Linked DNA regions of Mus musculus: all the other regions are linked to region 7. A link is a loop called in an ENCODE intact Hi-C map of the cell type or tissue named here. Cell type or tissue: heart. All regions are shown on one strand. Region 1 overlaps Klf12 (Kruppel-like factor 12). Region 2 has its middle 37 kb from the start of Klf12. Region 3 overlaps Klf12 (Kruppel-like factor 12). Region 4 has its middle 61 kb from the start of Klf12. Region 5 overlaps Gm34199 (a long non-coding RNA gene). Region 6 has its middle 120 kb from the start of Gm46483. Region 7 holds the start of Gm41231 (a long non-coding RNA gene).

Evidence for each region. Peaks named below come from ENCODE experiments on the same cell type or tissue, not always from the same donor. Only the 100,000 strongest peaks of a DNase experiment are listed, where the experiment ranks them.
Region 1: it touches region 7 in a loop (2.6-fold over the local background); 12 of 42 quality-filtered maps call a loop at or near these places.
Region 2: a loop joins it to region 7, with 2.6 times the contacts of the local background. A loop is called at or near these places in 5 of 42 quality-filtered maps.
Region 3: it touches region 7 in a loop (2.8-fold over the local background); 8 of 42 quality-filtered maps call a loop at or near these places.
Region 4: a loop joins it to region 7, with 6 times the contacts of the local background. A loop is called at or near these places in 13 of 42 quality-filtered maps.
Region 5: it touches region 7 in a loop (2.9-fold over the local background); 12 of 42 quality-filtered maps call a loop at or near these places.
Region 6: it touches region 7 in a loop (2.0-fold over the local background); 2 of 42 quality-filtered maps call a loop at or near these places.

The regions. Positions count from the first base shown.
Region 1 is chr14:99,930,308-99,934,307 of GRCm38, forward strand. The region is part of intron 5 of Klf12 (Kruppel-like factor 12); the gene reads right to left. Among named protein-coding and RNA genes, the nearest start is that of Gm22970, 160 kb to the left of the region's middle. In heart, a CTCF peak has its summit at 1,769 (motif pointing right); no DNase peak of the experiment used is centred here.
Region 2 is chr14:100,185,087-100,189,086 of GRCm38, forward strand. It overlaps a transcript of Klf12 not described here. Among named protein-coding and RNA genes, the nearest start is that of Klf12, 37 kb to the left of the region's middle. In heart, no CTCF peak of the experiment used is centred here; no DNase peak of the experiment used is centred here.
Region 3 is chr14:100,007,912-100,011,911 of GRCm38, forward strand. The region is part of intron 3 of Klf12 (Kruppel-like factor 12); the gene reads right to left. Among named protein-coding and RNA genes, the nearest start is that of Klf12, 140 kb to the right of the region's middle. In heart, a CTCF peak has its summit at 2,034 (motif pointing right); no DNase peak of the experiment used is centred here.
Region 4 is chr14:100,209,013-100,213,012 of GRCm38, forward strand. It overlaps a transcript of Klf12 not described here. Among named protein-coding and RNA genes, the nearest start is that of Klf12, 61 kb to the left of the region's middle. In heart, no CTCF peak of the experiment used is centred here; a DNase peak (open chromatin) is centred at 2,229; H3K4me3 peaks cover 388 bases; H3K27ac peaks cover 1,074 bases.
Region 5 is chr14:100,455,962-100,459,961 of GRCm38, forward strand. Gm34199 (a long non-coding RNA gene) reads left to right here. Exons shown (of 6, transcript XR_003951137.1): 4 at 1-46; 5 at 1,226-1,421. Among named protein-coding and RNA genes, the nearest start is that of Gm26367, 39 kb to the left of the region's middle. In heart, a CTCF peak has its summit at 2,392 (motif pointing left); no DNase peak of the experiment used is centred here.
Region 6 is chr14:100,612,839-100,616,838 of GRCm38, forward strand. No RefSeq gene overlaps it. Among named protein-coding and RNA genes, the nearest start is that of Gm46483, 120 kb to the right of the region's middle. In heart, no CTCF peak of the experiment used is centred here; no DNase peak of the experiment used is centred here.
Region 7 is chr14:100,283,229-100,287,228 of GRCm38, forward strand. Gm41231 (a long non-coding RNA gene) reads left to right here and starts at 2,495. Exons shown (of 4, transcript XR_003951003.1): 1 at 2,495-2,558; 2 at 2,645-3,203. It also overlaps a transcript of Klf12 not described here. In heart, a CTCF peak has its summit at 1,967; DNase peaks (open chromatin) are centred at 433, 1,363, 1,753 and 2,683; H3K4me3 peaks cover 4,000 bases; H3K27ac peaks cover 3,667 bases.

The DNA.
Region 1 (4,000 bases), 350 kb before region 7:
ACCCCGGATCCAGTGGAGAAAGGATGGTCTCCAAAGGCAGGTGGAGGCGAGGAGTGCAGTTAGAACATCTCGAGATAGTATGTGGCTCGTGGAAATGAGGAACAAAGAGAAATGTGGCAAAGTTTGTATTGTTAAAGCATTATAAAGAAGGTTTACTTAAGAGAAAAAAAAATGAAAAAGACAATGCCGCAGAGCCATGTTTTACCGACTTGCCTCATAAGGCTTATGAAGTCCTCTCCTACAAAGTCCCCTTCGTTCAGCATCGGATTATCCCTATAAATTAAATAGGCAAGAGCAGGAAGGACTCAATGTTGTCTCTGCATCTCTTAATTAGGGAGCGACAGAGCAGGTGTTGCGCGTGAGCTTCAGAACTACACGTCTGTTTCACACACACACACACACACACACACACACACACACACACACACACACACTTCAAAGGTTTTGTCCAGCACAGTAGTTACAAACAGGCAAGAAACAGAGACGATGGTTTGACGTTTAGAGATGGTTAACAGGAGGCAACCCCTCCCTGCTCCCCAGATCTGAGCTCTTCTGCTCTTCTTGAAGTATGCTTCAAGAGATGGGAAATGGTCACCAAAAAATGGAAAGAAAAAAAAAAATCACCATAGTTAGAAGAAAGATGTGCTGATCCTGAGTTTGATTTGTTCTGCAAACTTGGACAAATCTTTCAAAACTTCCTGAGCTTCCCACTAACAAGGCGAAAGTACCGAAACGGATATAGTGGCTTTAGTGATCAGTGTGGCCGGAGCCTGCTGTGGCATGTTCCGCTACTGAATGTGGCTGAAATTTAGGGTCCAGGAAGATGAGAAAGTTCACAGGAAGGAAAATGGGCAAGTGCTTGTGCATGATGCGCAGGGCCTCAAACATCTGGGAAAGGACTCGTGTGCAATGGTAAGGGCTCTGTGCATGATGCGCAGGGCTTCAAACATCTGGGAAAGGACTCGTGTGCAATGGTAAGGACTCTGGACTTCCAAATTCTTGCCAAAACAGCTAAGCTAGGAACCCAGGAGTAATTCCACTGGCCTTTGGCAGTGATCACTAGGCATGGTGAAAGACCCTCTATTGAGGGATGCCAGTGAGGAGCTTAAAGGAGTGCATCCAGCTAGGGATGGTGAGGGCATGCGGAAGGAGGAGGAGGCAAGAAACATGTAGCTCCGGGGTCAATCCAGGCATCTGGTATGCTCTTGGATGCAATTGCATCTTTCTCCAAAATGCTAGGATTATAGGCAGTTACCAGGTTTTTACATGATTCAGGTGAGGCTCAGGGTCCTCTCCTCTTGCCCGTCTTCCCAGGACTCCAACCACATAGCTTGCCCCTGCCTCCTGCCCTGTTTTAGGAAAAAAGTAAAATTGCACGAGCCACACAATTTGATGAGAAGTGGGGCATCCCTAGTGGAAATTTTAGGATAACATTGGAAAAAAGGTAGCCCAGAGTATGGAAAAGACATTACCCACTAGCTTGCAAATGGCTCACAAATGTGCTGTGGAGGACGAAGACTTTCAGAGAGTTAGAACTAACTGCAGGAACAGAAAGAAATAAGGCTGAAGAGAACAAAAATGAAACACACAAAAACAAAAACCCCGAGCCACTACAATCTTATTGAGCATTCAAGGCCCAGTTTTAATGGAGGCTAGAAGGCCAAATGAGTCCATTCCTGTTTAGAGGTGGAGATGATGTCCCTAGATTGCATTTTGGTTTTAGGATTGTATGACATCAACCATTTACAGCTCTCAGCGACACCCACTTCCACCTCTAGGTGGCAGCAACTCTCTTCTGTTCTGAACATGGTTTCCTCCGGCCTTTGTTTCTGTTCTCCATGGTAATTCCATACTTCCTTGTCTTTCACAAATAAATACCATGCAGGTTGGGGAAGATTACTGTAAATTACTTCCACCGAAGGACATCAGTCCACTCTTAAGTTAAGCTACAGGGCTTTGTAAACTTCACAAAATAATTCAGGTCTAAAAGTGAAAAATAACAGGAGTGAGTTTGCTTGTCTCTTGCATTCCCACATAAAGTAGTATTTTTCTTTACAGATGTTTAAGGAAATGATTAGAGGAATGGGCAAAACCTATGGAAATAAAGGGATTTTGCAAGAATATTAACATCACCCTATGGGTGAATAAAGTCATGGCTTTTTTTTTTTTTTCAGACTGTTAAGTAGATATTCTGATATATAAATGTTCTCCGTATTTTTGTAGCTCAGGAGAGCAGTTCCAGTGTCCACACAGTGACAAGGACACAGAGCACTGCTCTTCTGGGCAAACTGAAGCAAATTCTGCATCACTCCCTACAAGTTCCCTTTTCATCCAGCTGTGGCACAAACCCTTTCTAGAACATATATGTACTGATTGTATTGAACCACACCTTAAACCTCCCTATAGGCTCAGGATTCTACATTGTTTCGGAGACACCTGAAGCAAACTGTAGCCTCGTCAGGGTCTGTGATGAGTACTAGGCACGCCAACGAATCACCAGGGCGGTAGGAAGGAACCTTTTATAACGAAGACCAAATGGGATGGTTACTAAAGACCTAGGCTTATAAAGCGTTTTCCTTCAGGATGCCCCAGTGAGGAGTAGGATTTCCTAAGCACCTTGCTAAAACTGCAACAGTTTGGGCCTGACATTCTTCGATTGACGTGAGACAAATACAGTGATGCAGGAGTTCAAAGGCAGATGTACAACAGAACGCAAGCTTCTGGCCACACACTCTGGGCATCTCCCAGGAAGCTCTGCTGTCCTCTGCCCATTTTTAGTATCAACACAACGTGTGTTTTCCATATAGACAGGTTATTTTTGATTATGTGATTCAATGTCCGATGAGGATAGAGGGATGCGGTGGTTAGAATGAAACGTTGGGCACTCCGTGGGAAAGGCTCTGTGTGTTTTCTGCCTTAGCATCCTTGGGTTCTGGCTATTGAATAACAGGGTAGCACTCGAGAAAGTCACTTTCTCTAGCTACTGTTAAAAGTACATCTTGGTATCATCAGAAAGATGAGAAACTACAGCCTCCCAGGGAAATCATTCAAGGTTCCTAACTCTGACAGTTTCTTTCCCCCTTTGAACAGAAGAGAAAACTGAAGGTGGCCAGCCTGCGACGAGTGCTCTCCACGGCTTTGCCACTAAAGCCTCCTTGTCTTTCAGGAAACCACAACTCCGTTTCTTCCCTCTTCCTCTCCTTCTGAAATAGCCTTAGTCCTGTCAACACCCAGGCCCTTCCTCCTTAGCCCAGGGCTAGATACAGCCCAGTCTGAAGTCCATCATAAGGACCTGTCTTCCCTTACGCTGAGTGTGAGGGCCAGTGTTGGGCTGGGCTCCTCTGGGTCAGAGCTGCCTGCTAAGTCCTTCCGCTGCACCTGGCCTGTTGCTCTGAGTCAGGGGTTCTGCTTCTGCTTTATCTTCTTTTACACCCTATCCGCTTCTAGAGTCCCCATGTTCCTTGGTTTATGGCAGTCTGAGTCACTTAGTTGCCTTTACTTCTAACTGGAGACTCCCATCTGATAAAGGGCGCTTATTTAGGTGAATGGAAACTTAGAGACAACGGCTTCCCCCGAATATCCCGTGCATTCCAGCAGAATGGGCAGAGGATTCCAGCAGAATGGATAGAGAATTCTAGGAGAATGGACAAAGGATTCCAGGAGAATGGATAGAGGATTCCACAGAATGGATAGAGGATTCCAGGAGAATGGGCAGTGGGTTCCAGCAGAATGGATAGAGAATTCTAGGAGAATGGACAAAGGATTCCAGGAGAATGGATAGAGGATTCCAGGAGAATGGGCAGTGGATTCCAGCAGAGCAGGCAGCTAATTAGCTGTGAATATATATAGTGAGGACCAACGATACTGTGTTGTTGTAGATATTTTGATAAATACATCATCTATTGCCCTTTTTCAGATAGTAAAAGATACATATTATTAGGATGTTTTGCTATGCCAAGACATGTAATAGTTAGTTTTAGGTAAATAATCAAGAAACTTT
Region 2 (4,000 bases), 98 kb before region 7:
TGTGTGCACGCACCTAGAAAACAGCGAACAACTTGTGAGTCTCACCTTCCATTATATGACCTCCAGGAGTCCGTCTCGGGTCCTAAGGTGGTAGGTAATGAAAATAAATCAACATTTCCTTTTATGATTAAGAACGTTTCATGTGCTAGAGCTGTGGTTCTCAACCTCCCTCATGTTGTGACTCATCAATATAGTTCCTCGTGCTGTAGTGACCCCCAACCATAAATTTTTTTTGCTACTTCATAACTGTAATTTTTACACTGTTAATGAATCCTAATGTAAATATCAGATATGCAAGATGTCTGATATGCAACCCCTGTGAAATGGCCTTCAACCCCCCCCAAAGGGGTTGCAACCCACAGGTTGAGAACCACTGTGCTAGGGAGAGGGTCCAGGGAGGAAAGCGTTGGCCCCTCAGCTTGGAGACCTGATTTTGGAGTCCCACCATTCTCATAAAAAGCCAGACAGGGCAGTGTGCCTGCCTGTAATCCGAGCACTAGGGACACAGAGATCCCTAAATTCCCACCAAGCCAGTGGGTATCCTCTATCAGGGCACTCCAGAGAATGAGATTACTTTTCTCAAAAGATAAGGAGACTGGTGAAATGGCACAGGGGGCAAAGGCATTGGCAACAACGCCTGATGACCAGAGTTCCATCCCTGGAACTTATGTGGTACTAGTAAGTTGTTTAAATGAAACACACAGAGAGAGAGAGAGAGAGAGACAGACAGACAGACAGACAGACAGACAGACACAGACACACAGACACACAAATAAATAATGATTATAAAATATTCTTAAAATTAAACTATACAGTGGAGATCAATTGGGGACAATATCCCCCTCCCCCCCATCAATCTCTGCCCTCTGCTGACATGCACACACAAGCGCAAGCACACAAGCACAAATACACTTTCATACACGTACACATAGTATGTATGTTTCATTCCTTAAATCGTCAATAGGCACTAAGGAGAAACTTTCAGTAAACCAATATATTCATGCCATATAGAAGAAGATCTTCATCATGTATAGAAGAATTGATCTGGAAAGTTTTCAATATAAGTGGTTCCTCGTGGATGTTCTCTCTGTAATCTGAACTCAGCTTAACTCCTACTGCTCCAGCCCAGCACACAACACTTGTGGCATTGATGTAGCCACCTGCTCCCTCTCTGCTCCTACGTGCCAGAGCACAGAGTATAGGAGGACAGTGTTCTCCATCCCAAAATACTACCTATGTCAGAGCTCACTGAGCTCAGCTTCTTGCTTCTCTCTCCAAATGCTCACCCAGTTATACAGGTGTTCAGTCCGTGTACAACCCCAGCATTGTCACTGACTCACTGAGACTTACACATCATCTACGCTTTCCAATCATTCACTGTGACTGCGACCAGATCATACGCTGCGAGGCTCTGCTCTCGAATCAGGCTACTTATCACTGTCTCCTACACCTCCTTGTTCTGGCAACACACAAAATTAAGTACATTCTTGATGGCTGCTTAATAAAAATAAAATATAATTACAATAATTTCTTTGACTTTTCCAAAAGTACTTAGTTTTAGACAATGAGTTCAATGTTGAGTTGTTTTTATTCTATGAAATCACCATTTACATGATTTCATATCATCCTCAGTGGCTGACTTCCTCTAGCTACAAGGTTCCTCATGAAAAATAGTAATATTCACTGTCACATCATAAGTTGTTTCTCCAGTGTATGGTTTATAATTTTCCATCAAAGGTAACATTTTGTTAAAAGTGTGCTTTATTTTTAACATATCAACTACATCCATTTCCTCCACAGCTCTGATTTCTGGATCTGGAGTCAACTCTTGAAACTCCTTGTCTATTGAAGATTTATAAAACAGCTTAGTCTTACCACAGTAACCTATGCACACAATGCTGACTCAGTGGCTGGGCTTTGTGATGCTGGAAACGGAATCCTAGCTACAGTGCATGCTGAGAAGCAGTCTACCCCTGAGCTCTATCCCAACCTAGATGTGGTTTTCTAGAGCATAATGTCACCAACAGGTGTTCAGTAGCTTAAGAGCGAAGCTATCTCTAGCTTGACAAACTGTGACAACTAGGTAGAGCAGTGGAAATAAGACAATATAGAAGCAGCTTTAGGTTCCCAGTGTAGAACAGCCTAAAAGGACTCATTATGGAATCCACTGTGACAATCACTCTTTCATCACTTAATTCTTCTCATAACGCGTATACTTTGTTTGAGTTTCTGGGCTTCTTTATCCTACAGCTTAATTCCCATTTGCATTTGAACACTCCCTCAGAAAAGGCATCCTGCCTGGTCCCTGTGTTGATACTCCTTGTATTCTCTCCCTTCTTCAACAGCAAATGTCAGTTAAAAGTGATGCACACAGATACTCTCTGGTTTGTGATAGAATTCTAGCCTGACACAATGTCAAGTAGATAATATTGGACATACAAAACTTGCATACTTAAGCCCGTTCCCTTCACAGTGTGGTAACTGCCGGGAAGCTGAGAGCCACTACCACCTTTCAGCATCATAAGAACACACAGCATTATATATGGCTGGGCCAGGAAAAGACCAAATTCCAAGTCTGCTTTCTACTGTGTCCTCTCCACACAATTATAGAGTTGAAAAATTCTGAGTCCCACTTAAGCTGAGAATACGTGCATACTGTGTGCTACTGGGATTAATCTGACACTTAGTGAGCAGGAGCATCCTTACAAATCCCCACTGAGAAAGGCATCATCAAAGAGTTGCTCAATAAATATGTTAGGTGGGAAGCAAGGGGTGGGAGGTGGCTCGAGGTACAGTATTGTTGTTCTTTGATCTGATTTGTTTTCTAAGAACAGTCTACATTCAGCTAAATGAAAGCTGAAAAGTTCTGTGCAAGCAAGCGATCTGTGCTGAGTTTTGGAAAAGCTACACGTTCATTCCCAATGTGATGAATGGAGAATGTATTTGTCACCCTAAACAATTTGCTACACTCTTTTTGTATTGTTCCTCTGAAAACCTGGGTTGAGTCCAAGCTCACCACCATACGTAAGTCCAGTTCCAGGGTGCCCAGTCCTCTCTTGTAGCATCCTCAGGTAGCAGGCATGCACATGGTACATAGCATGTAGGCAAAAGAGTCATGCACATGGGCGTTTGTTTTAACTTGTGTTTGTGTGCACACAAGAGATTCCTGCATGTACTATGGTGCTCCTGTAAAGGTTAGAGAATAACTTGCAGTGCTCTGTTCTCACCAGTGGGTCCCGGGGACTGAACTCAAGTCACCAGACATAGTGGTGAGCACCTTTACCACCTACATCATTTAAACCATTTCAGCAGCCTAGGCACATTATTCTCTCCTCCTCCTCCTCCTCCTCCTCCTCCTCCTCCTCCTCCTCCTCCTCCTCCTCCTCCTCCTCCTCCTCCTCCTCTTCCTCCTCCTCTTCTTCCTCCTCCTTCTCTTCTTCCTCCTCCTTCTCTTCTTCCTCCTCTTCCTCCTCCTCCTCCTCCTCTTCCTCCTCCTCTTCCTCCTCCTCCTCATCTTCCTCCTCCTCCTCCTCCTCCTCCTCTTCCTTCATAGTATACATATGAAAAATGAAGGGAAAGCCCCTTTGTTGGCCTAAAGCTTACCATGTAGGCTACTCTTGCCAAATCTCGGGGATCCTCCTGTCTCTACCTTCCCAGCGGTGGGTTTCCCCAGTGCACGCCACCACACCCAGCCAAGGCCAGGCAGGCACTTTGTCAAGAGAGACATCTTCCCAACCTCCATTTTACATTTTGGGAAATGCCTAAGACTCGAACACCTTTACAGATGCTTTTAAGGTTTCAAAATGTCTACAAAAGAAATGTTAACATTCTAAATTTAAACTTCTGAGTCTGGCAATCAAAGAAAAAAAGATTCCAGCCCATACAGAGTTCTGCAATTTGAAAGTGTTTTTAACAATTTTTACAAAAAACAAACAAACAAACAAAACAAAACAAAACAACCTTATATCGTGTCTCCAATGTCAACAGGAGGAACTCAACT
Region 3 (4,000 bases), 280 kb before region 7:
TAAACACAGAAAGGTTCAAGACAATTCCCACAAAGCGGTCTAAGATTTGAGCTTTCTTTTGCTTAATACACCTTTAAGGCCAGGGAGCTGAAACGGGAAACCAAATCTTCCTTTTATGGCTGCAACAAATGAGCCAGCCACGGTAAATACATCATTGATTCTTTCTCACAAAGAGATACTTAAATGCAGGGTGCAAGTAAGAGGACCATTTTCCCTTCGACTTAAGGTTTGTTAAAGTAAATTTATGTTTTCAGCATGCACTGCAAACATGGAAAAACGGATTGTACCTTCATCAGTCTTTAAATCAAAACAGCTTGCTATCTGGTAACGACAGGCGTAGCGGTCGATTTATTTCATAAAACTTTATGTACAAAGAGACAGTGTCTATGAACTTAATGGAGAGAATATTGAGTCTGGAAGGGTAATTTTTATTACAGTTTATAGTGGGATTATCCATACTCCACAGTTTCCAGATTTTACGGTTGCACAGTGTTGATGAGGTTAGCCGCAGTGCAGGGTCAAGGGGTGGCGGGGAGGCACACATAATTTCTTATACTGGGAAATACGACTAGCATAACTATTTAATATATTATATAAGACACATTGCTGATTCTAATTAATTATCCAGGTCCAATCAAAGTCCTCTTTATCATATGTTCACAGGTAAAATATTTTACAATATATTACAAAAGCATAAGAAAGGACTGACTATAATGACCATACAGCACAGTGTTTTCATTATGACCCTTTGAGAACCTCAAGAATGCTTCTCGCTCACAGGAGTTCAACTCCAGAAACCATTAACATCCACGCTGTGTCAATTGTCTAAAATGTAATTCAAATACTATTTCTGAAGAGTAAGCACTGTGAGATTAAGGAAACTCAAGGACAGTGCAGAAACAATATATACTCAGGAACCCAGAGACTCCAGATGGTTCACTGGAATAAGTAGTACTAGACCCGAGGAAGGAGGGTAGGCATGGATTCTGACAATACTCAGATAAGGCCGGGAGAAACCCAGAGAAGGAGTTATGGAAAGAGAAATACGGTTGAGGAGGCTTTTCAAGTTGGTTGGTACCTCCACAGAAAGGGAGTCACTGAATGCATTCAATAATGGAAAGTCTTTTTGATTTTTGTTTTGTTTTGTTTTGTTTTGTTTTGTTTTGTTTTGTTTTGTTTTGTTTTGTTTCCTGAGCTTATCAAACTTACAGCCTATCTCCCCAAAGACACGACTATTTATTTTTATTTTATTCTCTCTATGATGACGATTTCTTTGCTCGGGGGTGTGAAACTTGCTAATAGCATACAAGTTGGTACACATGTGCTTTGACTTAGTGAAAAAAAAATTAAGCCATCCCTTTAAAATGTGAAGCGATGAAACAAAGGACATTTTAATTTTACTAAGAAGAGTAAAGATAACAATGTATAGGACAGAAAAATGGGGGAAACATGCAGAAGGCACGTCTTTTCCTTTTGAACCAAATTAAATAATGCCTTTCACATACTAGAACTCTTAAACATAATATATACATAGAAGACATATCATATATAATGTATATAAAATATATATTTAGCATTAAGTTTGAGTTCTCTAAATAGCCATCTATTTTTAAATCTCTGCCCCCCCCCCCCTTTCTCCTCGAGACAGGGTTTCTCTGTGTAGCCCTGGCTGTCCTGGAACTCACTTTGTAGACCAGGCTGGCCTTGAACTCAGAAATCCCCCTGCCTCTGCCTGCCAAGTGCTGGGATTAAAGGCGTGCGCCACCACTGCCCCACTTGTCTTTTTGTTTGTTTGTTTTTTAATTTAGTGAGGGCGTGGTTCAGATAGGGTCTCATGTATCTCATGAACTTTGACTCCTCCCTCCACTTCCCTAAGTTCCATTTCTAGAATTATAGGTGAACACCATCAAGCTAAGATTTTCTCAGAAGAGATTCACTGCACCTTGTTTTGACTCCGAGCTGGCAAAACCATGGACCATCCTAGGAAAAGGGTCTGATACGCAGTAGCCTTCAATCTCCCTGTGTACGATTTGTACTATTCCACCACTAGGTGGCAGCACAAAGACTCCAGTCCTCAAGGTAAATCTCAACTCCTTAAGACTTCTGGGACAAAAGATTTGGTGAGATATGCAACAGAAAGAAAACTCGAGCCTTGGGGAGGAATAGTGTGGGAGCCAGGCATGATGGGCCAGGCCTGCAGTCTCAGTTCTCAGAATGTGGAAGCAGGAGGTTCAGGAGTTCAGGGCCTGCCTCTGCTTCATAAGTGTACATGTATATGTATGTGTATATATGTGTATATGTATATATATATGTATATATATATATATATATATATATATATAAAATTCATGAAGAATATTATATACACACACATATATATAAAACACACACACATATACATTGTACACATATTTATATAACTGTGTGTATATATATATATACACACACTTTATATATAACATGTTATATATTATATAATATTTATTATATTATATATTATATGTTATATATTATATGATATGTGTTATATATTATATGATATGTGTTATATATATGTATATATATACTAGTGTGTATGTATGTATGTATATATTATACATACACATATACACACACTCACTCTGAGGCCAGCCTATGCTACATGAGACCCTGTCCCATGTAGTAGAAATTGTTAAAAATCCCCACACACACACTTTTTAAGTTTTGACAATTACTAGGAGTCACCCCTCATCTACTCTTCTAACTGCCAGCCTGACTACCTCTCCAGTGCTGTACCCCAGATACTTGCTGTTTCTCCTGGCCATGTGCTCATCGTTTTTCTCCCCTCGTTTTGTAACTAAAGAAGTAGCCGAAGCCACATGTAATGGCCTTCTTGCCCAGGCAGAGCAGGCAGACAAGAAGGGAAATCAAAGGCTTCAGGCAGGGGGATGATCCTTGAGGAATTTGGACTGTGTTTGATCAGAGTCATCACCTCTGCAGCAAAAGCAAAACGTGACCCCCGTGCTATGTACTGCTTGCACTAAAGACTGAACGGAACTCTAAAGAAAAGTTAAGTTGCTGGTACACTTGAACTTTTAGAAGATGGTTTAAGCATTTCTGTATTTTAATCGAGCTCTTGTTTTAAGATATCTAAAAGAGAAATTTTAAATGCAGAAATTAGTACATTTAAAATAGTAGTTAATTCTTCCTATGTCCCTTCTAAATTCTTTTTCTTTAAATTTTTTTATTTTATTGTAACACACACACACACACACACACACACATTTAATTTGCTTGGGTTTCTTAAGAATTAGATATTCTGTCCTTCTGATTCTATTGACAAAGAACATTCATAAATTATTGTATATCATTTATAATGTACAGTGTTGTATGACTTTGTTCAGTAGAAAAGCCCAAAATACCATGGGTAGACCCATACTTTGGCTACAGATCCAGAACATTCACAGGTGGAATGTCCCCATAGTCAGATTCTTAATGAAACATATTTAAGAAACATTTTGTTTAGAAAAACACCATCCTTTAAAATATTAAAAGAAAAATTAAATAAAAAGCTGATTGCTTTTTAGGGTGGATTCTGGAACGCTATCTTTGTCTCCTTGGGAGTATCAGAAGAAGAAACAATCCTCATCACACTTTTTCAGATATAAACATTGTATTTTCTTTAAAGAAAACAAAATATTAAGGGATAGTAACTTTGAAAGGAAGGGCACTGTGTCTCTGACCAGAAATGGCTAGCATGGTCTGCGATGTCTTCATTTTCTTTAAAGGAAGTTTTGCAGGTTTGGGATCGAGAGGACCATGAGGAGGGAAAGAGGAGAAAGAAGCTACCATGGAATAAAAGAGGAACATGCAGGAGCGGATAAAGGAGAACACATGATGGGTCAGCTGAGCCATAAAAATGTGGCCCTGAGGGCTGCTCACTCAGAGTGAAGAGCAACCCAGGTGGAACATAAAATAAGTAATAATTTGGGATTATTGATATGCTATACATTCTATCAGC
Region 4 (4,000 bases), 74 kb before region 7:
CAGACCTCTTCCTGCCAAACCTCTCAAGGGTGCTTTGGGTGAGTGATGTCATGATGTACATCCTACAAACCAGGGGGCTGAGCATCTTGTCCCATTCACACAGCAACGAGAGTGGAGAGGGGTTCCATGATAGACTCATGGTTCTAGATCCTGGTTTTTAATGACTTCAGCAAGAACCAGGATTTACAGGAACCTTATAAACACCAGGAAAAGAGGATGTCATTAAGCTTTTTCCAATTTTCCCCAACAAAGTGACCAGCCAGTTACTAAACAGTCTTCAATAGAATTCATTGAATCAAATTCCCATGATGTTTGGACTCTGGGTAAGAAGATGAGCAGATGCCCTGGGCTCTCAGTTTCTTCGTCTGTAATTGTCAACGCCCCATGTGCTACCTTGGAATCAGTCATATAATGCATTACTGCAGAAACTGAGAATACCCCCCAAACCCTAGCCATTTCTTTCTGTCCAGAACCAATTGGTGACCAATTGAGTAAATGTTTTGGGGCTAGTTCAAAGGAAGCTGTAAAGATTACACTATAGTGAATCTACTGTGCTGTACATCTGTACTGTATCTACCAGGCTGGTTCAAAGGAAGCCAAATAAAGATTACAATACTGTGAATGTACCTTACTGTACATCAGCACCACAGCTACCAAGACCACATGCCCATTCACACCTTGACTTTGTATTACAGCGTTAAGATGGTGATCACTTAAAAAAAAAGAAGAAAGAAAGAAATGGAAAGGTCCTGTCTTTCTAAGTATAGATTTTAATCAGCAAAAATGAAGACTATACAATCTTTCATAGGAAATAAACTGTACTTAATTTGAGGGGTTGGTTTTGAGTTGTCAGGTCCTAGGGCTCGCTACTCAGAACGAAAGTGCCTTCGGAATCACCACAGTTGTCTGAGATGATGGCCGTCCTGTTTCCAACACAAAAGGTAGCTTCTTATCCCTGGATTCATTGCAGAATCAGGGCAGAGCCCCGGCAGCTGAGTGTACTGCTGCTGAAGGACAGACAGCATGCTGCATTCTTTATTCTAGGAAGTGTCTCCTGGGAGGGCACCCCCTGCCTCTACAACAGAAACACTTCCCTCGGCGGGTGGGCGGGGCTGGAAAGGAGTTAACGTCTTACACTCAGAACCCAATCTCATTATCTCTAAATTTATCTCTGTTTGGTTGACGTTTCTGGACATTTTTTTTCTGAGTCTCTAAAGGGATGAAGAAGCTGTGCCTACAGTTTTAGATCTTGTCACCAGCGGTTAAAACAGCACCCGGCAGAGAAATCTGTAATCCATCAAATATTTATTTACATTTTTTTTCTTAAAGATTGGTAATGACAAAGCCCACAGGCAGAGCTCATAGAAAATTAAAATACATTTCAAGTTACCAATTTTTTTTGAAAAATAAGAGATATTTTTAATAAGGATTTAAAAGCAAGTTTCTGATATTTCTTCCTACTAATGGTTTCTTGTGAAGTGATTCACTGTCCATCATGATAGTCAATTTGGTGTATGTGTGTGTGTGTCTATGTGTAGCATATATGATATGTGTGTGCATGTGTGTGTGTGTTTTTTTTTTTTTAAATTTGCTCATTGTCTCCTACACTGTTGGGTCAGCAAAGTACAGCCCTTGAACTTCTGACCTTTTGTGGTTCAAAAGACAGTAAGACAAAGAAAAGGAAAAACTCAAAATGTTTTATTCTAAGGGCATGGTTCCTTTGGCAGTGTGCTGCCCTGGCATGGACAAGGTTTGATGACCAGTACTGTGAAAACTAAGCGTGGTGCTTTGTGGTTGCAATCCTTGCACTTGCGAGACAGAAGCAGGAGCATTAGAAGGCAAAGGACATTTTTCAGCTATATAGTAAGGTCAGGCCAGCGTAGGACACCAGAGATCCTGCCTCAACTTGTAACAATTTGTCTTCTGCTTCGAACTATCATGTAAACATGTAAACTATACATGTTTACAGCCCATGTATCTTATCAAGGTGGACAGGACCAGTCCCAATGGGGAAGAAGCTAGAGGTCTCCTTTAAGGGCTGCGTATAGATCCAGTCTACCCTCTTCCAGCCTGGGCCATTACACAAGCCCTCCAGTTTCTCAGTGGTGCCAGAGGCACTAGGTGTGAAACAGGGATGCTGTCAGTCAGCAGGGAAATTTTCTGCCTCTGAAAATGTCTCTGCGCTTCCTCTGTACAGCACCTCCAGCTGCCTCTGCGCACCCGCCGTGTCAGGATTAAAATAGCTCAGCCTTGATGACTTCACTAGTTCTCACAAACGGGCCAGTTGGCAGAAGGCAAGCACTGCCTGCTCCTGTGGGGAGGGTTTCTTCTTTTTTATTTGTTCCTTTCCTTCTACCCCCTAATATGAATACTTGGTTTCATTTTGACTCTGAAAGACATTTCCTTTCTGAGGTTCAATTCAGCACGGAACTTCATGCAGATTTCTCCAAATGCCTTTAAAAGGCTCAAGCTAAAAAGAGGTCACTGGAAGCCAACACTGACTGTATTATAATTTCTGAGGTGAAACTTCAAGGACATTAAAACTACTGGGTAAGCTAACCTTACATAACCCAATAGTGTTTCGTGTATTAAGGAGCAAATACCTCCCCCCAAATCTCAGTGATACTTGATGATCAGCCACAATTTTGAACATCTCATTTCGTGTGTTTATTCTGGCTACAAGTGAAGATGCCAACACAGAGCACCAAGGTAAAACACGACCAGTACTAACCACAGTGAGATGAGAGAGCGCTGTGGAAGATGATTTTCCCTCATCAGAGCTAGCTCAGAGAAACTGTGAAATTCAAGAGAAAATGGACATAAAGCATTCATGCCACAAAACAGTATATTTCTCAACCAAATACCCAAATCTTATGTGAGCGTTTTGAGTTTTCCCTTGGAGTTTTTCACTTCCTCCTATAATTTACCATGCATTAGGAAGATGCTTTTTCTTCTATGAAAAAGAAGGTTTTTCTTCTGTTCCAGAATCATAACTCAGTGCTGCACTTTGAGTCCAAGAGCGCATTTAGATTAACTGCTCCAGTGCCCGATGGACATGAGATTTATACTCAGAAAAGACTCCCATATGACTCTGGGGATACGGAGCTAATGAAATAATGTGGCTCACTGGCTAAAGACGGCTGCGCTGAAAGGTACAACCACTGCCCCTAAGAGTGGAAGAAAGGCACTGACCCTGTCCTCCAGCCCACCCACCTCCATCCCTCTCCACTCTTCTGGGTGCCTTAGCATCTACAGTGGTATCCTCTTAAAACCACTCCCCCCCCCCCCCGACCTATACATCGCAGAGAACTTTCCAGTGAACAGGAAAGCATCTACATGATAGAAAAAATTTTAAAATGTCCTACAATGGTGTGTTCATTGCACAAGCACCTGCTGACTATCTCATGTGCAGCAAAAATGATGATGGCTGTCTCCAAGGGCAAAATAGATATGAAAATGGTCTTTAAGAGCTGCAAAGAGATGGCCCCGTCAGTAAAGTACAGCCTGTGTTTAATGGCAAGAACTCATATATTAAAAAAAATCCCAGGCATAGATCCTCAACACTGGAAGGAGGAGAGGGGCTTACTGGCCAGTCAGCCAAGCCTACTCAGTGAGCCACAGGCCAATAAGAGAACCTGTCTCAAGAAATAAGAGAAATGGCTCCTATTGTCACCTGAGGTTCACCTCTGGCCTTCACATACACATATGTGCATATACAAGTGCACCCAGGTACAAAGAAATTCACTCAGTCCTCTCTTTAGATAAATATTGTACAGCTACATGGATTTAACACTGTGACAGATACCATCATAGTATGTGTGTAAGCCCAAGGCAGGTCTTCTTCTCTGTCCTCTACATTTCATTTACAAAAGCTCTCTCCCTGAGCCTAGAGCTAGCCATCTGGCTACACCACTGTCCGTCAAGCTCTGGAGACTTGTGTCCTTGCCATCTTAGGGTTACAAATGCAGTCCACCACACCCATCTCTTTCTGCTGATGCCG
Region 5 (4,000 bases), 170 kb after region 7:
AAGACTGTAGAAGATAGCAGCTTTGAGGATGAGGGTGATTCTTGAGGTAGGAGCATCATTGGAGGAAGTACAGAAAAGGGGTTTCTGCACAGCTCCCCTGTTCTCAGATCTCAAATGTACTTGGAAGCCCTTAGAGTATAACTAGAATATGTCATAGACTTATGATGATATTGTGATTTAGTCAACATCCCCTATTCCATTTGACAGTAGAAATATATTTATTTTCACTCATTGAATACGGTCTTTTGGGTAGGTCTGTGCTTTCTGAAATGAGAGTCAATAAATTCCAAGGGCACAACCATGAGATTAGAGGGTTATGCACATTTCTCTCGACTCACATAATTTCTCTCTATATGGCAAAGTACAAGGAGTTCCATATAATTCATGGGGCTCACGGTTTTTCTTGTGGGAATGTAAAATTTACTTGAACCACTTACTTTTTAAGAGATGAAATGGATATAGTTAGACCTACCTGGTGTGTTTTTTGTCTTTGTTTTTATTTTTATTTTTTTTACTCTGTGGAAAGTTGGCTTCCTGTTAATTGCATGCACGGTCTCAAAGCTCTTTACAGAATCTTTCATAAGTGATATTAATAGTAATGGTAGATTTTTTATTAATAATGCATAATAACAATAGCTCTCATTAAAACAACATCAGTTAAGTGATTAGAGAAATGGTTGGAGTTGTGGTTAGAGAATGGGCCTGCAGACATCAGTCCTGCTGAAGTCATTTATTTTTTCCTTATCAAATAGAGACAACTATAATGAGCGATTAAAAGCTTAATAAAATTCTGCCCTAATTGCATAACTGCAGACTGGGGGTTTTGTTTGTGGGAATGTCCTTGGTGGTATCTTATGATGAGGTTTCCCCAGGAGAAAGAACAGAAAACAAAGCATCCTTTGCAAGTGCTCTTAAGTGAGTCATGGTTTTCTCATTGCTTCCTGTACTACAGTTACCATCAGGAGTGGAAAGGAGCAGGTGTCTGGCTTTCAGTCCCAGCTTTGTTATACACTTCCAGCTGACCATATAACAATGGCTTTGACGCTTGGCTTCTTAACCGTTGTCAGTCAAGGATTCCATTGACTTAGTAGATAATTTCACTAACCAGTGTTCTACCAGGTGCCCTCTGAGCGCACCCTGCACCCTGGCCATTTCCACCTTTGTCCAGAGGCTCTCATTTCCTGGGTTTTTACTCTGCCTCTCTTCTGCTTCTGCATCTTCACAGGCACAGGAAGGCCACCTATGGCCATACAAGCTTAGAATCCTGCCACTCCAACTACTTCTCTGCCAGCTCTTTCTACTCGCCCCCAGACAACCAAGGATAAGCAAGATGAATGAGCTCATCTTAAGAAGCTGAATGCTGGGGAAGCCAGGCCAGCTCTTGATGCTTCCTTTCCGGTTCCTTTCCACGCTATATACAAGTATGTCCTAAAGTAGGAATGAAGCAATGTCTTCAGTATGGATGTTAAACCTCTACAATGATCAATGCAAGGTAGAGGGCCACTATGTGCAACAATGTAAGAAAAGTCTGGTAGAAAGTCTACTGAAGTCATGATGAAAATGGTAAACACTGGACTCTCAGGAAGACAAAGCAAAGTTGAGAGCAGTAAAAGTATTCAGGGAGTCTTCTGAAGATCTAAACCTTAACTCTTAGGGAAGAAAGTGTGTGTGTGTGTGTGTGTGTGTGTGTGTGTGTGTATGTGTGTGTGTGTGTGTTTGAGTGTGTGTGTGTGTGAGATAGAGAGAGAGAGAGAGAGAGAAAAGTGTGTATGTGTGTAATATTTATAACTTATATGTATATGTGTTATATATGTTTATACATATAGTCACATTTTCTAGATGTATAACTTAGAAAGTTAATAATATCAACACAGTTTTCTAAAAAGTGAAATTCAGACTTCATATAGCTTTGTCAAAAAAAAGAAGTATTAAGCAATGATAAAATATGAGCTGACTTAATTTATACTGAGGCTCTCAGGAAATTTGTAGTTTCTGAGTGCGATCTTAACCCCGACAAAGTCAGCATCTATGTGTTTAGGCAGGAGGCTGACCTAGTCTGGAAGCATCAGAATAAATAATACCTCATTGTATTTGCTTTGGCTTGCCATGAGTATTTCCCCACTCCTGGACTCCATGAACTTTGCTGAGTTTTCTATTCCTGACTTCTGGTATTTGGAATGGAGACTCATAAATGGAGATAAGAGCCTTGAAATTATGGTCCAGAATCTCTTCCTCTGCAGGCAAGCTTTAGCTTTCATTTCTAATTTCCCTTAGAAGGAGAACACACATATTGTCTCTCAAAATTATTTGAAAGGAAGCTTCATTAATCACTACGTGGCCACTTCTTAGCCTTAGTCCCAAAGGTCTGGTAAGCTTTAAATCCCTAGTGACACCTGCTGGGCAGACCTCTGCTCCTGCTGCACCCTTCCCTCAACCTGCCTCTTCCACACAAAACTGCTGGCCAGGAGGTGGGGGGCCCATTGCTGCCTCCTCAGTGTCCAGCCAGTCTGCTCTCATGCAGGTGACCCTCGCCCGTGTAGCCTATTCTCACGGTTCCTGAGTTCCTCTGCCTAGGCCCCAGGAATCAAACAAGAAGCTACCAAAGCAAGGCATGGAAAAGAGTGCTGGGGTGAGAAGGGAGGGAGAAGGAGAGGGAGAGGGAGAAAGGGAAAGGAGGCAGAGACACTGACAGAGAAATGGAAAGACAGAGAGAGACAGAGAAAATTTCAACATTCGGCAACCCCCCCCCCCCCCCAGCCCTAAGTTACTAAACTGCTTCTTTGTCTGTAAACTCTGGGGTGAACGATGCCATTCAGCCGTATGTTTTGTTCAAGCACAAACCAAATTATGCTATACTTGCGTATATCTGAACATATTGGTTTATCTTACATAGAGTTTAATTGATGCAAACTTGAACTTCAGTGTGTTAGATTTTCAGGGAAAACACCATCCTGCAATTCAGAGCGTTATGTTTTTCTTTGAACAAAGAGGAAAAAAAAAAAAGGAAAAAGGCAATTAAAACCCTGCTTTCTTTACTTCATCCACACTCTCCAACCACTACAGAAATCCTGTTTAACCTCTTGGAGTGTGACCTCTTCTGTCCTTTCCTGTCCAATGGCAAAATTTCCCTCTGAGCCAACATCTGCATCCTTGGACAGATGTACTTGTGTGCAAAGTCCATGTTAGCTGATCAAGCGTGGCTTTGTTTGCACTTATTCATTGCTCACCCAGCACTGTGTAAGTGGTTTTGCATATTAACTAAGTGCACAGTAACCTTTCTTTACCTCCTTAGAGCTCCACCCCCTCCCACCCGCCGGGGGAAATCAACACTGTTACTCGCCTAGGAAGCTGCCAAGAGGTTGTCATGGCAACCGTTCAGCTTTCAGCAGCTACTTTTCTGGTTTGAAGGGGAGGGGAGAGGAGAGGGGAAAAAAAGCACCATCCACCCAACACACTGAGGAGAACTAGGCAGTTTTCTGATCAGAGTTCAGATAAAGAAAGTCACAGTAATTTGTGGCCACTGACTAAAATAACCCCGGGGATGGGAGAGTTACCACATAAGAAGCAAACTAAAAAGGTAAGCGCAAGAAAAAGGCAGTAATTAAGTTATTCGGTGGTGGTCACAATATGAAGTATTTCGGATTTTGTCAGCCCATGTCATCTAAGATGTTATCTCATGAGTCTTTTTTTTTTCATCCCGAGCCAAACAAAGATGATTTTTTTTATGGGATTCCAAACGTCAGGGAGGCAGCGCAGGAGGGTAAGCCAGCCCCAGAGGGGGATGCTCACATCTGAAAGTCATTTCCCCAAAACTTCATTTAACCCAGGAACAATGCGGCTCTCAGGCACCAGGAGCTGGAACCAGGTGCAGTGCCAGGTCAAAAGGCAGCCTCCGGAGCTCCTCTCAGTGGGGGTGGCTGGCTAGGTGTGCCCAGAAATGGTCTGATTTCAAAGGAAGGTCTGGGTAGGGCTAGACAGGAAAGGGGCAGAGTCAAGAAAT
Region 6 (4,000 bases), 330 kb after region 7:
GCACAGGTATAAATCTACACACTTGCACATGGCATGCATTGAACACACACACACACACACACACACACACACACACACACACACACACAAAGAGACTTAACATTTAAATCATTTACCAATACTAACAGCTTCCTAAAATCCCCATTGAGCTATAACTGGTTGGGAAGAGTCTCTGCCCTTTTCATTTCCTCTAGAGGGTATGTAGTACGCTCTCCATTAAAGGGAATATGATGCACATTAGTGACTCTTTTGTAATAGTAAGTGGTTGCAGGATATTAATTATTACAGTTGCATGTGCATAGTTTACTCTCACAGAGCTACTGAGCTCAAGAGGGCAGATTCATGATGCATTGATCCTTCTGTGAACATATTCTTGGAGAGCAAAATTTTAAACTTGCCTGTTCACTTATCATCTGTAACAGTGAAACTATGAGAAAAGCAACCTATCCATGCCTCAGTTTCCCCACGTGTAAAACAGAACTATAAGTCACAGGATTCCTAGGGAGGGGACTTGATTGATTGAATAGCTTGATGTGTCTGGCACACACACAGTGGGTCTGCGGAACTTCAGTAGCTGTGCTGTAACTAAATCATCAACAGTTAAAGTGCATATCCACTGAGTGCTCTGACCAAGTGCTGAATTTGGAACTTTCTGTGGACACATGTTAAATAACCTGGAGAGTGGTGTCTCACACATAGAGACAGTAGAGCTCTCTACACTTTATCTACTAGATTCTCCCAGCAACTCGTAGGAATGAGGCCAGACAGGAATTATTTATTACTGTACTCGTTTTATAGATGTAGAAACCGACCTAGGTTAACTGACCCCATAGCTCTTCAGGAACTAAGTAATTGGTTTATTTGAACTACATCCTAAAGAAAAATGAGAGTTGATAAAATCACCTGCTTTGTGTTTATTTGGCAGAACTTCTTAGACTGACTTTGAAAAGCTTCTTGAGTTGGCTGTATCTGCTTCTAGTCATTTACAGTCCCCTGGTCCCCAGGATGTAATCTCTTTTTCCTTTCTTGTCCAATTAAATAAATTCTTATAAATAATAAAACTCAGCTCCCCCAGTTCCCAGTTTAGGAATCACTGGCTTATAGCAATCTCACTCCACACCTTTTAGTGTCTCATTTCGTGACTCTGTGCTGCCTCAGTTTCCTTGTCTGTGAGACAATTGTAGCAGTGATGATAGTTTCTGTTTTGGGCACCTGAGTATTAACGGAGCTAATATAAAGCACATAGAAGAGTACTTGACACAAAGTGAGCAATGATGAACTTGAGGCCAGCGCCACAGGGCTTCATGGTTCTCATTCAGACCACCGTTCTACCTGGTCTCCTTTTGGAGTCTTTTCTCTATGTAGGTGCAAGTTACTGATTGCCTACAGCTTCGGGCAAAGAGAAGGCCGAAGCGGAGTGGAGTGGTGGGGCTGACCTCCACCTGGAGCCATGCAGCTCATTACTGAATGATCTGAATTTAAACCGTATTTTTCTTCCTTTATCTTTTCCATTCACATATTAAATGGGTTGCAGAAATATATTTTTATAGCATTTCCTATGTTTTCCTACAAAACTATGCATGGGCGTATGTGTGCAAAGTTAAAACTATTCCATGATCAAGCTGAATTATCCTTAGGGATAAAGAGTTATGAGCACTGAAAACTCCCAGCTATGAGGATGACAACATAGCTCTGCCTTCACAAGGCTAAGGAGGGAAGAGAAAGGGAAAAGGAACACACTGAGCCACCATGTCGCTCCACTTTCCCTCATGAAAGTGTCCTCGTTCATATTCTGCACCACACTACAGTTTAAGAATCTTACAGAAATTTTAGACTTTAGCCTGACCAGTGGTGAAAGCTTAGACATTATTGTTCCATTCTGTTTTCTCCAAGATGAGTGCCTCTCTTCATAGCAATATACTATGCTGACAAGTCAGTTAGTATTTTTCTATATTGAAGGAATTGTCAAGAGGAAACAACAATTTCTGAGTCACCACAAAATTATTTATGTTTTATTCTACAAAATAGTCTCATGCATGGGAATGTTGTTATCTACAGGGATTTCTCAGAACTGGTTTGGCTAGCACCAAGAATGGCTTGTCCCATCTCCCCATCTCTTAAGACACCATCCTGAGTTTTTATCCTTTATTAGACTAGTAAACTTAGTTGTGATCTGTCTACCACAGGAAGAGTATCTGAAATAATCAATAGGAAGATAAGCTACAAAAAAATGTTCTTTTTGTTGGTAGGACTTATTCAACCTACTGTAGGTAAGAGGACATGCATAGCAACAAGAACACTGAACAAAACACATGTTTTAGGTAGGATAAAAGATCAAGAGTTTTCATTTATATCACTTAATCTATGTACTAAAAGCCTAAAATTGGCAGCTTTATTAGCTTCACTGTAGTCCTGAGTTTTCCTTAGCTCCTTTGGATATGTGACAATTGATAGAAGTTATTATCCATTCTAATTCTGAAGTTATACTCTGACTCTAAATGGAAAACTATGCTCAAATATCAAGATTGTTAAATTGATATGTGTGGTAGATTTTTAATTAAACGTTGTGAATAATGGTGAGGTCTGGGATTTATTAAAAAATATTAAAATTGCCAAGGTAACAGGAGTTTAATAACAGCAGGAATTCAGTAGTCATGAGAAACTTACTGATGAGGGCAAGTTCTGAGAGAACTATGTCATTAGGAAATTTTCTCTTGTGCCAATAACTTTGTGAAATTGCACAAAATAGAATAACTGCAATACAGTGGGCCATTGAGTCCCATGAGATGGTCCTGTATATGACCCATTTCTGTGAGTTACATGTCAGCATTTAACTGTTGTTCCAGATGCTCTGACATACAGTGTACATGGACACAAGACAAGGGTGAAGAGTTTTATTTAAATGTAAAATTTATAGAGGAAACAGCACCAAGGACATAGGGTTTGGGGCATGCTGCACACATATGTCCTTGAGCAAGGAAGTGTGTGTGTGTGTGTGTGTGTGTGTGTGTGTGTGTGTGTGTGTGTATTTGGGTATGTATGTTGGTGCACATACACCTGTTCAACACAATGGAAGCCCAAGGGCAACTTCAGTATCATAGCTCACTCAGCAGCCGTCTTTTCTTCTTTTCATTTCTTGTCGTCATTCTTTTCCTCCTTTCTTTATAAGCTAAGCTCTCTTTCCCATTCCTGGTCTGATTCTCCATTGCTTAGGAGTCTAACCAACTCCTTAAGTTCTTTTGACTACATTAGGCAAACTGAGTCATTGTTGCTTCACGTTTTCTCTAAGACAAGTCTCTGTGCACAGAGATATGTCACGCTGGTTAGTCAGCTAACGCTTTTTTAGGTTTGACGGAATGATAGGAAAGAAAAGATTTTGAGTCACTACAAAATAATTTATGCTTTATTTAAAAAAAAAACCCAGTCCTACATACTTCTGAATGACTAAGTATCCAAGGCTGGCCAGACAATGAGACCCAAAGAAGTGCCTGTCTTGCCCACATAGTGCTGGGATTACAAGCATGTGCCTCCACACTAGGCTTCCCCACAACCACAGGGAGATTCAACTTGGGTCCCCATGCTTGCAAGATAAGTTCTTTACCAATTGAGCCATAACCTCAGCTCTTCAGGAGAGATTTTCACAGTAAGGGCTTGATGTGAGAACAGGATGTTGTCAAGTACCTACTACATTTAAACAGAGATAGTGTTGTCCCGTCAAAGTACTGCTCATAGATACAGAAAGCTATGGAGTTTCTAACTTGAAGTTATACATTTGAGAATTTCTTTTAAATAGAGCACCCATCCCTGTCAATCTACAGACTATAAATTTAGTATTTTAATAACCACAATAAAATGCTCAGGGCTAAACAAAGAATTCTCAATTGAAGAATACTGAAGGGCTGAGAAGCACTTGAAAAATGTTCAACATCCTTAATCATCAGGGAAATGCAAATCAAAACAACCCTGAGATTCCACCTCACACCAGTCAGAATGGCTAGGA
Region 7 (4,000 bases):
TGGGAAGCTACAGGACATCTAACAAAGGAATTGATACTTTTTCCAAGTATTTGCCTCAAATGCACCAAGAAACAAAACTGTTGAGTGCACCCCACCCTTTTCGCCAAAGATAAAAGTTTGCAAAGTTCTGAGAGGCAGTTCTCTACCCAACAAAAGCAGAATTGATTCTCCCCGGCAGAAGAGCATCTAAGAAGAACACTGACTAACGTCGAGGTCAAGTGCTAGCCCTCTTAGCTGAGCGTCTAAGGCTAGAAGTGGCTCCTAGGCCAGCTCCGCGGGCTTCTCGGCCCAGGTGGCCTTACAAAGTTGTCCCTTGTCAACTCCAGCCAGGTCCTTCGTAATTGAAAATAACAGCCACAGGCCAGCCCCTGGCTACTCCCATGGACCAGGCACAGTAGCGAGTGACAGTTCCACATCATTACGACCAGAGACAATAATAAATGTAGCGCCAGGACTACTATTCATGCCAGCAATCTTATCTCCTCCTTAACCCCTTCCCCTCCACTCTCAAGAGCTCATACACTGCCCGCACGGCTCGGCCCCTGTGTGGCTATTCATTCAGCCCATCCATTCCGAGGGACCAACTACTTCCACGACAACCCCCCCCCCCGCACCCCCTCCCTGATTCAGCCCTGAGGATTTATTTCTCATCCTTGGCAACTGTCAGGCAAACACTGCAACCAACAATTCCAGTCGGGGGAGCAAAGCATTTGCTTAATTCACGTTACTTGCTAAGTTCTTTTAAAAATGTTTAGGGAGTGGGACAAGTAACCTCCCTCTTTCTTCTCCGCGAATCCGACCGCCGCTCCAGGCTCGGCAATAGCATCGCCCTTCCCCGACCCCCTCCCGCTTCCCAACACCCCCCCCCCTTAAGAACACAGACCAACCAAAATGATTTAACTTGAGCAGATGACAGAGGAAAATAAAACATGTTAAGAGAATACGATCTGATTTGGGATGGCAAAAAAAAGGAGGGGGTTGTTTATTTTGATTAAAAAAAAAAAAAAAAAAAAGGAATCGGCACAGACCTGAACAGAAGCTGCAGAGCAGGAGAAATTGTTTTCTTTCCCTCACACAAGAGTCCCCCTCTCTCTCGCCCTTTCTCTCTCACACGCGCGCGCGCACACTCGCGCACACACTCACACACACACACACACACACACACACACACACACTCACACGGCGTCACCCGCGCACACTCACACGCACACGCACAAGCAGAGCCTCTCAGCTGCTCTCTGCAGTTCTCAGGAAATGAATGGGGGGCAACCCAGGGAACTGTTGTACTTGCAAATGACTTACCCGGATCACATGATGCGCTAAATGTAGGGTGGGCCGGTGGGTGGAGGCTGCCGAGACGCGAGCCCGGGTCTAACGTGGGGAGCCACGCCAGGCCCGCATCGAATTACCCCGGGGCCCAGCCGAGGGGGTTGCAAGAAGCTGCTTCTCCTCCCTTTGCAGCCCGCAGCTCAGGAAATCGGAGAGGAGCGGGGGGTGGGGCGGGGCGGGGTGAGGTTGGGGTGTGTGTGGGGTGGGGAGGGTGGGGGGTTGAAAACAGCAAACCCCCAAACAAAAGAGCTCCGGGTCCTCCTCCCCAGAAACAAAGCCCCGCCGCTGCGGGCGAGCCCCGGGGTGGGGCCGAGGGCGGGGGCGGCGGCGGGGAGGGGCTCGCTCAGCAGGCGCTAAGTCGCTTTATTGCCATAAAATGGGGCCCCGAGCCGCTCTGCCGGAGGATTAGGAGGCGGGCTCTGAGTGTGATGGTTGAAATCCCCTGTGGGAAACTAACCCCTCCCCGATCACAGAGGTAGAACGCAACACCCACTGCCCAACCCTCTTCTAGCCAGCCTGGCCAGCGGCAGGGGGTGGGTCCGTGGAGCCGCCACCCCGCCCCACCGGCCCCACCCCTGCCCCCGCCCCTGGCCCTGGGCCTTCTCCGCTCCACCCTGTCACCTGCACCACCTCTCTGCGGCACCCTAAATAACCAGTACATGGCCCCTGCCGCTCCAATAGCCGCAGCCTGGGGGGAATTCTAGGGGTCTCGGAGAGAGTAACCTCCGGATGACAACTCTCATTGGAGAGACTCTTGTTGAGCTGGCACCAAGTCCCCCTCTTTTGTGTCACCACGCGCCTAGGCAGCCTTGGAGAGAGAATTAGGAGACAAATAAAGAGGCCAGCCCGCGTGGCCCTTGCCCACTCCCCACAGCAACCAGGGTGGGTGGAGGCGAGCGAGGAAGGGGCCCGCGCCCAAGCTCTCCCTGCGGCTCAACCCCGGCTAAGTTGGAAAGGTGTGGGCGGAGCCGTTGGAGTCCGAGGGGTCCGTCCCGGGCGCCTGGCGGCTTGGGCAACAATGGGGTCCCGACGGGGGCTGCTCCGCGGGTGACGGGGGCAGAGAGACTCTACTAGAGATGAGGGGGAATCATTATTTAGGTTCGAGTGCGTTGCACGTTGCAAGAGAAGCCAGGGCGCCCCACTCGCTGAGATTCACCTTGGCGGGATGAATGGGGGCGAGGTTCGGGCGTGTGCCTCGCTCGGCTACCGGGGCACGCCGGGGCGCCTAAGCAAGCTGGCCATTTAGGAAAGCAGTGAAAGAGGACAGGAGGCTCCAGCTGAGCTGGGACCCCAGCCAGGGCGGCGGGGACATGAGTAGGGACAGATCGGTGCTCCGTCCTCGGAGGGGAGCCCGGTGCTGGACGCCATCCCTGCAGCCCCGCCTGCGCGCACGGAGCAGTGGATTCGCGGGATTCTGGGCGGGGAGAGGGAGGAGGCGGCTCGGCTGTTCCCTCCGCGGCTGAGAGGACTCCGGGTCAAGCCTCCCGGGAGGGTCGGAGGGGGCGGGCAGTGGAGGAAGCGGAAAGGGCCCGGCGGGGTGCAGGGTTAGGGCTTACCCCGGGCAGTCCTGGAGGGTCGGGGCACTATGGGTACCACTTTCTTGAAACGGAGGTGAGCTCCTGGGGCCTGACAACCCCTACCCGGTGCCTCCTAGCCCGCCCTGCGTGGGAAACCGGCCTGAAGGTGGGAGGCTCAAAGGGGAAGTTTGTGTTAGAGAAAAATTTGCAGTTCTGCGGAGTGGAATGGGGTGGGAAGAGAAACCGTGGGGAGGCCGAGAAACAGGAAATGAGAGCTAAGGAGCAAATTGGAGCCAGGAAAAGCCAGCTTCTACATCTGTGTGGCAGCGTGGCATTTGCTGAGCACTTAAGGCCCAGGTGCGCTGTTAATGAAAACAAAGGCGGGGCACCGGCTGGCCCAGCTCTGCCCTTGCCACGTTTTGTGAAGGAGGCGAATGGGAAAGGTGGTCCAGCCAGAAGAGGACTGGCGCGGCCCTGTCCTAGTCAGGACAGGATGAATCAGCGGCCGGCCGGAGTCCTCTTCTCAGAGAAACAGGATTGAGAGAGACAGTGTGTCCCTGTGTTAAGGTTTCGAAGAAGAACAAATGAGATAAGTGTGAAAGTGTCTGAAATGTGTGCGGCACGCTCTTCCAGAGAAGTAGCTCTAAATGAGAAAGCAGTGGGAGCAGGGAGGTATGAGACTCGGGTCCCCAGGAAGGAAATGGGACCTAGAGGCTAGAAGGTTCATTCACTGCTAGAATGAGGGTCAAGGGTGTCTCTGTTCCAAGAATTGGCAGCCGCGAAACTCCACCTGGTCTGATCTTGGAAAGAAGCCCCTCTCCGCTCCCGTGCATCCGGACAGAAAGAACGCTGCAAACTCAAGCTTGCAATATTGCAGAGTATCAGCAAATGTTCAAAAAATCCTCTACTGGAATCACTAAAATTTTCCCGCAGGTGGGGCTAGGATAGGCAGGGTTGGGAGGAGGCTCTGAGGAAATTATGTCATCCCGGCAGTTCTTGTGCTAACAGCTTTCTCAGAGATCTTGAGTGCCGGAGTAGATCATCAATATATAGAGAATACTTCAATGCGCGGGAAAACAAAATGCCTCCTCCCTATAGCAACAGCCATGGGCGTGTTAGGCAAGCGATGACGTTCGAAACTGATCTACAAGAAT